Regions from separate parts of the Mus musculus genome. Here region 1 is linked to region 2. A link is a contact called in ENCODE Hi-C or POLR2A ChIA-PET data. All regions are on one chromosome and are shown on one strand. Each heading gives the region's core, a stretch centred on a gene start or an enhancer-like site at or near the end of the contact. The rest is flanking DNA. Distances are from core to core; before and after follow the strand shown. Region 1 holds the start of Eif2s3x (eukaryotic translation initiation factor 2, subunit 3, structural gene X-linked). Region 2 has its middle 34 kb from the start of Eif2s3x.

Evidence for each region. Hi-C counts contacts between places; a loop is a spot of excess contacts on that map. ChIA-PET counts read pairs that join two places held with the same protein, here RNA polymerase II (POLR2A).
Region 1: a loop to region 2 is called in a map of heart, with 9 times the contacts of the local background. The contact joins the promoter of Eif2s3x here to the enhancer-like site in region 2. A Hi-C loop is called at or near these places in 9 of 37 maps with a recorded cell type or tissue (gastrocnemius, heart and left cerebral cortex). POLR2A ChIA-PET finds 5 or more read pairs at or near these places in 4 of 5 experiments (Patski and embryonic stem cell).

Annotation. Positions count from the first base shown.
Region 1 is chrX:94,210,922-94,214,962 of GRCm38, forward strand. It overlaps Eif2s3x (eukaryotic translation initiation factor 2, subunit 3, structural gene X-linked), which reads right to left and starts at 1,730. Exons shown (of 12, transcript NM_012010.3): 1 at 1,644-1,730; 2 at 798-861. The coding sequence starts at 1,712.
Region 2 is chrX:94,176,243-94,180,676 of GRCm38, forward strand. No RefSeq gene overlaps it. Among named protein-coding and RNA genes, the nearest start is that of Eif2s3x, 34 kb to the right of the region's middle. Within about 2 kb of position 1,614, at least 1 of the 3 ENCODE cell types and tissues checked has a DNase peak (open chromatin) inside an H3K27ac peak, as active enhancers do; it is heart, where a contact is called at or near this core.

The DNA.
Region 1 (4,041 bases), core at 480-2,979, 35 kb after region 2:
AGTTCCTGGACAGCCAGGGCTATGTAGACAGACCTTATCTCAAACAAAAATTAAATATGTTTAAATGTTCACTTGAAATGTTGTTATCCTGACTGAAAAATTATTCATTTACATACTCTTCTACTAGTTCAAAACAACAACAAAACCCCTAAAATCACCCCCGAAACAAAACAAAAACACCAAAGATGTCAAGCACACAGCCATCATACTGTCATATTAGACAAACTCTGATACAACACACTCATAACCCTTGTATTCAGAAGTCTGAGGAGAAGGATTGCCTTGACTTAAAAGTCAGCCCAGACTTCATAGTGAATGCCAAGCTAGGCAGTCTCCCTAGAATAGCTAGCCGGAACACATAGCAAGCCTGTCTCACTTCCTCCCCAAATCCAACATCAAAAACCCAACCATACCCTATTCATACTCAAGCAATACCAATTCATACCTCAACAGTTCTAGGCGCCAATTAAGGGGGAGGAAAGAAGTGGACTTAATTATAGCTTATATATCAAATAAAACTGCCATAAACTATCCCGTATGGCAGCAAAGTGCATTTGTACCTCATAATTCACTACTCTATGATTACATACTACCTTGGACTATGAAACTTTTCTTTCATACATATCTCAAAAAAAAAAAAGTAGCAATATTTTGTTAGTAAGGGTACCACAGCATTCTTTTGACACACTGACCTACTCAGGACAATTTCCAAATAAATGTCCACATTACTCAATGAATTACATAAAAGAAAGGGTTAAAATTACTTGTAAGTCAAGTAAGTCTTCAAGCTATCTTACCAATATTAATTGTAGCTTGTCTGCTGATAACTTCATGTGAAAGTGGTGTCAACTTGGTAACATCCTGAAAAGAAATATATTGTAAAATATAATCAATACAAACCACAAGTTTTCCCTTGACTTTATATTCCTCGGGTACAACTGTATGCTCCGTATGAACAGCTCTCTTCTCCTGCTAAAGCCCCCCCCCCCCCCCCCCCCCCCGCCGGCAACATGCTGTTAAGACTGGGAAGACTATAATGACTATAGTGTCATTGTCACACTAAGACAAGTCCACTCACTAAGAGAGGTCTGGCGATGAAAGGCCACCAAATACTGGAGTCATAACAAGTCCTCAAATGTCTAACACAGTGAACAGTATAGTCCAATTTCCAATCCTTTACAGACTTAAACCTTAACAACTTTTTAACAGTCTCGTTAGTCTCATACTGGCCTCCAACCAGATATAGAGCCAAAAATGTCCTTTATCTTCTAATCTTCCTATTTTCATCTCCTAAGTGCTAGGATTACAGGCGTGCGCCTCTCCGGATGGAACTCAGGGCTGCGTGGATGCTAAGCATACACTCTACGCTATATTAATCATCTCCATTCTGTTTATTAACAAAGCTTAACTCCAGGAATTCCAAGTCTCACAATCGTTCCCCAGTTTGGGGACTAGACAAGGTACTGGCGGTAGAGCTGGCACGCACGCCTTGGACGCTAAGGCTTTAGCTGGCCCAGCTCTAGGATGGCTCCTTCAGCCCACGCTCCAGCCACCCAGGAACCACCTCATCTCCAGGCCCTCCGATGCTCCATTCCCACCCCCCAAGATCACTGGGCTGCTCCCGCCGCAAAGCCAGGGCCTACCAATGTGGCGAGATCCTGTCGGGAAAGATGGGGCTGACCGAGAGTCACTCCACCCTCACCCCCAGCCATCTTGCTCGGAGAGAAAAGGAAAATGCTCGGCAGCCGCCTGACATACCGTAGGCCCCTTGGGCGGAGCGAAGGGGAAGCGGCGGGAAGGCGGACTGCGGCATAGACCTGATGAAAATGATGGCGAATGCAGCACTGACCTGACTGCTCGGACTTCTCTCTGTTTGAATTTGCGCAGGAACGCCGGGCGACCTGACTCGAAAACAGGATACAAAGTTTCAGAACGTATCCGTCTCGGTCCTGTTGGATTTCTGTGCAGGCAAGACTCAGGGCAGCCCCAGGAAAGGCCCCTCGAGGGGAAGGTTATCGATGTGACACTGCGCAGCTCAGAACGGAGAAATCATTTCCGTTTCCTTTTGGAGGCGGGGGCTGGGAGCTGGCCGAAAAGACTTGCCGGCGTCTTTACATTTGGGTGTAAATCAGAAATGTCTCTTTTGTTTGATTCCATTGATTTATTTGTTTTCCCCATTTCTATAATCTACTAAAGCGATAGAGCTATATCAGCTCGGCGTTCTCTTCCGCCTTGCCGGAGCTCTGGACCGCACCGCGTGCTAGGCTGGCCACGCTCGACCGGAGCGGTCCCCAGCGAGCTCGCACAGAGCGCCCTCGCGCGGAGATCTGGGGAAGGGTTCGAGGATGAGATGATGGAGGAAGAGTCCAGTCCTCTCCGACCTCGCCCCCGCCCCTCACCTCCCCTACCCCTTGATCGCTAGAGAAATTTCTAAGGCCAGTGAGATGGTGTATGGTGACATTAGTCTGTATCCGCGTGAATGTAGCCTGGAAGCCGGGTGTCCACAGACTTTTTTTTTTCTGAAGCTGAATCTTGGAAACCCTCCATTAGACATCTTATTTTTCCTCTTGTGTTAAAAATAAGTGATGTTTAATGTGAGTGCTGGCTCCTACGTAATCTCCGCACTCAAGAGGCAGAAACACGAACTGGCTAACCTGGGCTGTGTATAAGGACGCTGTCTTAAAATTAAGGCTAAGGACATAGTTCTTAAGTAGTGGCAGGGTGCTGGAGAGATGGCTCAGAGGCTAAGAGCACTGACTGACTGCCTTTCCAGAGGTCCTGAGTTCAATTCCCAGCAACCACATGGTGACTCACAACCATCTGTAATGAGATAGAGTGCCCTCTTCTGGTGTGTCTGAAGACGGTGACAGCATATTCACATACATATGATAAATAATCTTAAAAAAAATAATGGTAGAAACCAAAATGCTAAAATGTAGTGTATTCTAATCTAGTAAAGGTATTTTATTTGACTTTACCTTTTTTTTTTTTTTTTTTTTTTTTTTTGGTTTTTCGAGACAGGGTTTCTCTGTATAGCCCTGGCTGTCCTGGAACTCACTCTGTAGACCAGGCTGGCCTCGAACTCAGAAATCCACCTGCCTCTGCCTCCCAAGTGCTGGGACTAAAGGCGTGCGCCACCACGCCTGGCTTTAACTTTACCTTTTGTTGTTTGAGACAGGGTCTCACTATACAGGACTTGTCTCTCAAGTGCTGGGGTTAAAGGTGTGAGCCACCATAGCTTCCCTCTTTAACCTTATACCTTTACCTTTTGATTTTATCTTATATTCAGTTTTTTTCATTTTACATTCTAAATAGCTATAGCAGTCAATTAAGGTATTTTTTCATAAAAATATGTAATGTTTGGCCAGGTAGTGGTGGCATATACCTTTAATCCCAGCACTAGGGAGGAGGAGGCAGGCAGATATCTGAGTTCGAGGCCAGCCTGGTCTACATTGGGATAACCAGGACTACACACAGAAACCCTGTCTTCAAAACCAAAAAAAATAAAAAAGTCTTTTGCTGTGTGTGCTGGGGTCCTCGTAATCTCAGCACTAAAAGCACTCAGGAGGCCCAGGCAGGAACTCAGAAAGACTGGGATACACTTCAGTCAATAGAGCATTTGTGAGGCCCTAGAGTCAATCCTTAATACCAAAGAAAGAAAGAAGAAAAAGAAAGTGGCAAGTCAGGCATAATAGCCAGCCAGGGCTATGCATAGAGAAAATTGCATAGAAAAAAAATGAAGTCCCAAAAAATCTTGATGAAGAAAATGATAATGGAGTTTTGTGCAGTGATGGTTATTCTTCCTTTGTGAATATACTAAAACCTAGGTAATTAGGAATTTTAACAGACTGAATCTCTAGATATGTGATTCATAGGACAATAAACTTTTAAATTCATTTATACCAAATGGAACATGAGGTGTTTTATCATCGTAGACTCTTTGGTAGTAGAAATATCGCAGTGAGGCTGGAAAGATGGCTGAGTGGGTAAAAGTGCGTGCCACCAAGCAAGGCCAGGTACCACAAGTTGTCTTCTGATCTC
Region 2 (4,434 bases), core at 364-2,863:
GTGTACCATGTGCATATAGTGCCGGGGGGGGGGGGGCAGAAGGTTTTGAATCCCCTGGGACTATAGTAACAGAGCGCTGTGATTGCTGGCAATGGAAACTGAGTCCTAAATCCAGTACTACTGAGGACAAAAATTCTTTTTATAAAAACTTGAAATTTTTATTAGTGTTTGAGAGATATGAATATGGAGTCCAGAGAACAGCTTTTTTCCTTTTTGTTTGTTTGTTTGTTGCTGTTTTGTGCCAGGGTTTCTCTGTATAGCCCTGGTTGTCCTGGAATTCACTCTGTAGACCAGGCTGGCCTCGAACTCAGAAATCGGCCTGTCTCTGCCTCCCAAGTGCTGGGATTGTTTTTATTTTCAAGACAGGGTTTCTCTGGGTAGCCCTGTGTAGCTCTGTGTAGCCCTGGCTGTCTTGGAACTCAATTTGTAGACCAGGCTGGCCTCGAACTCAGACATTCGCCTGCCTCTGCTTCCCAAGTGCTGGGATTAAAGGCGTGCACCACCACGGTCCAGTCAAGAGAACAACTTTTGGTAATCTGTGTTCTCCTTTCTCTATGAACCTAGGTCATCAGACTTACCTAGCAAGCATTTATAACTGTTGAGCCATCTTGCTAGCACTCAGTTTAAGTTCTTAAAATTTAGGACATGGAGGTTGGATAGCTGTGAAATTGCAAAAGTTCTGAAAAATCCATTAGAAAAACCACAGGATACAAAACAAAACAAAGAAACACAAACTAAGCCAGGTCACGAAAAAGGCTTCAGAGGTCCCTGGAGACAGATAGCGTTGATGTCCATCACCACAGTAAAACGATGTGCTTTAAAAGGCATAGGGTTAGCAGGGTATGGTGGCTCATGTCTATAATCCCAGTCGTTGGGAAGGCAAATCCAGATTTCTGTCAGTTCCCTAGAGAATTCCGACCAGCATGAAATATAGTGAGAACCTGCACTAACCAAATAAACAAAGTGAAGGTTTCAGGAGAGAAAATGAGCAATCTGGTAGGAGCAGACTCTCCTCCCTTCCACTTGAGTTTAGGTTTTTAATTTAACCAACAGGCATCTATTGCTTTGGAGATTAATTTAGCCCTTCACAGCATTTCAAATTCACTATGGCTTTGCAGCGATGAAGCTGGAATGTTTTAATACATGATAAAAAAAAAAAAACTTCATCCTAAAGCCAAATACAACAAGCATCCTTGCAAACACCATCCCCAAATTGTATTCTAAAATTACCCGTCATATGTGCTGTTGGCGAAATACTTAATTGAAAACGTAGCTCTAAAACCCTGAAAAAAAAATCAATCTTCCTTTCCAAATAGAATCAAAAGAAAATGTGTAACTTAAGGCTTATGGGACATAGTTTAGGGGAGCAAGCAAAAAAATGGAAAGAAGCCACGGAGGCGTCCCAAGCAGAGCGGCATGATGGAACACGCTCAGCGGGGCGGCTGTTTGTCCAAGGCTGGAGTGCAGAGCAGAAAAAGCAGGACTCCTCCGTGGCGGAGGAACGAGCAGGGGGACTAAAACAGGCCACTCCTCGTTCATTTTAGACGTTCCACGTGGAGGAAGAGCGTGGTGTGCAGTGGAGCCAGACCGCATCCTAATGGCTCAGCGGGTAAAACCTAGAGCACGTCAGCTCCGCTCTCAAACTGACAGAGCTGGACCCACCCCTTTTCCCAGCCTCGTCACTTCCTGTCTGCCCAGCACCCACTTGCTTGGGGCCGGAAGGAGTCAACTCTCTTTCCGCGCTCGATCACCCAGGCGTAGCGCACTACGCAGGCTCGGCGGCGCTTCGGGAAGCAGCGGGCGACTAGGGAGGAGCTGGTCTCCACCAGCCATGCGATACTCCCACGGTGGAGGCGGCGACGCGGCGCGGGTAGCGGAAGAGGAGGGGCGGGGGGACTATACAGGAAGTGAACTCGGGGGCCGAATCGGCTCTGGCTGGGTCTTCCGTGTGTCGACTGCGCACGCGCGCGCCGCGGCGCGGGCGCCCCGGGCGCCACGGCTGCCGCTGCGGAAGCTGTCTGCCTGCCTGCCCTGCCCTTTTTACAAGGATGAGGGGGAAAACAAACCCAAAACACTGGTTCCTAAACAACTAAACACTTTTATTTCAAATTTGCCTATCACAACTGTCTATTCCAGGGCCCAATATGTCCATGTCTTAGGCGTGACTTTTTGTTCAATGATTTTTTTTTTTCTGTTCAAAAAAGGAATGCCTTTTTCTCATTGATAGCATACTCTGTCTATAAAATGTATAACTATAATTTTAAGTCTGGTTGTAGTCTGGTGGAATGATTGATCTGTCTCTGCAGCAGTAACACATTTTATATTATGATTTTGGGTTTGGTGAGAAAGTCAGCCAGTAAATATGATTTCTGCCTAGCCTGACAGCCGAATTCGCTTCAGAGTCTCCTCCAACCCTAATGGAAGCCCTCGGACATTCACATGGGCTGTGAAAATGCTCTCCACACACTATAAATAAAATAAATTTAATTTTTAAAATTGAATAAGTGCCGGGAAGTGGAGGTACATGCCTTTAATCCCAGCACTTGGGAGGCAGAGGCAGGCAGATTTCTGAGTTCGAGGCCAACCTAGTTTACAGAGTGAGTTCCAGGGCAGCCAGGGATACACAGAGAAACCCTGTCTCGAAACACCAAAAAAATAAAAATAAATTGAATAAGCAATTGGATAATTGAAAAAAAGATGCTCTAAAATGTTGTATATCGGGATGGAGAGATGGCTCAGCGGTTAAGAGCCCTGGCTGCTCTTCTAGAGGTCCTGAGTTCAAGTCTCAGCAACCACATGGTGGCTCACAACCATCTGATGCTCCCTTCTGGTGTGTCTGAGAACAGCTACACTGTGCTCATAATAAATAAATAAATAAATAAATCTTTTTTTTTAATGTATGTCAGGACTGCAGATATGACTCAGCGGTTAAAAGTATTTACTGCACTTTCAGAGGACCGGAATCTGGCTTTTAACAATTCCAGAGGGCCGGGCGTGGTGGCGCACGCCTCTGATCCCAGCACTCAGGAGGCAGAGGCAGGCAGATTTCTGAGTTCGAGGCCAGCCTGGTCTACAAAGTGAGTTTCAGGACAGCCAGAACTATACAGAGCTATACACAGAAACCTGCCCCGAAAAAAAAAAAAAAAAAAAAAAAGAAAAAAAACCAGTTCCAGAGGAATACAATGCCTCTGGCTTCCTCAGCCACTCACATACTTGCATACCCAGACAATACGCATATACTCATAATTAAAAGTAAAAAAATCTTTAAAAATATATTAAACCAGATGGTGGTGGTGCACACCTTTGATCACAGCACTTGTGAGGAAGAGGCAGGTGAATCTCTGTGAGTTCAAGGCTAACCTGGTCTACAGAGAATTCCAGGGCAGCCAGGACTACATACAGAAACCCTGTCTTGAACCGCCCTCCCCCCTCCAAAAAGTGCTATTATTTTGTGAGTATTTTGTCTTCATTCATGATTGTATTGTGGACCACGTGTGTCTGGTGTCTGCTGAGGGCAAAAAAATGGTGTTGGATCGCCTGGAACGGGAATTAGTAACCAGGGCCCTTTGCAAGAGCAGTCATCACTTTTCAAGCCCCTAATATATATATATTATTTATGTATATACTCTGGAGGCAGAGGCAGGTGATTTTTGTGAGTTTGAGGCCAGACTGTTCTACATAGCAAGTTTGAGGCCACCTAGGACTATGTAGAGAGGCCCTGTCTCGAAAAAGAAACAAAACAACAAAAACAATTAGACAAATGAACAATGCTTTTATTATTTTTAATTATGTGTGTGTGTGTGTGTGTGTGTGTGTGTGTGTGTGTGTGTGTTTGAATGAGAGTGATGGTGCCCAGAGTAGCCAGAGATTGGTTCCCTCTGGAGTTTGAGCTATTGGTGTTTAGGAACCACCTGAAGACTAGTGCAGAAGGGTTTCTGCTCTCAATTGCGAGCCATCTCTCCAGCCCTGGACAAGCTCTTTAAAAATCTTACTAAGATTTAGGGGCTGGGGAGTAAGCTGGCTTAGCAGATAAAGGTGCCCTGCTGACAAGCCCCGTGACTTGAGGTCAATGTTCAAGACTCGCATGGTAGAAGGAGAGAACTGGCTCCTTTCAGTTGTCCTCTACATGTGCCGTGGCACCCATGCATGTTGGCATGCATATGTGGACATGTTCAATCACATGCACAACTGAAGTTTTTGATTGAGATCACATGATGGAATGGAATGAAAACTTTGGAGGCATGGACGTCTCTATAACAGAGTTGCCCCAAACAAAAAGAATATGGTCCACTTTCTAATTGTTTATATCCTTTGGATATTTAGCAAAAGGCTAGAGATTTACTCACATATTTATTTTTGCTCTGGGTTTTTTTTTGTTTGTTTTTGTTTTTGTTTTTTTGAGACAGGGTTTCCCTGTGTAACAGAGCTCTGGCT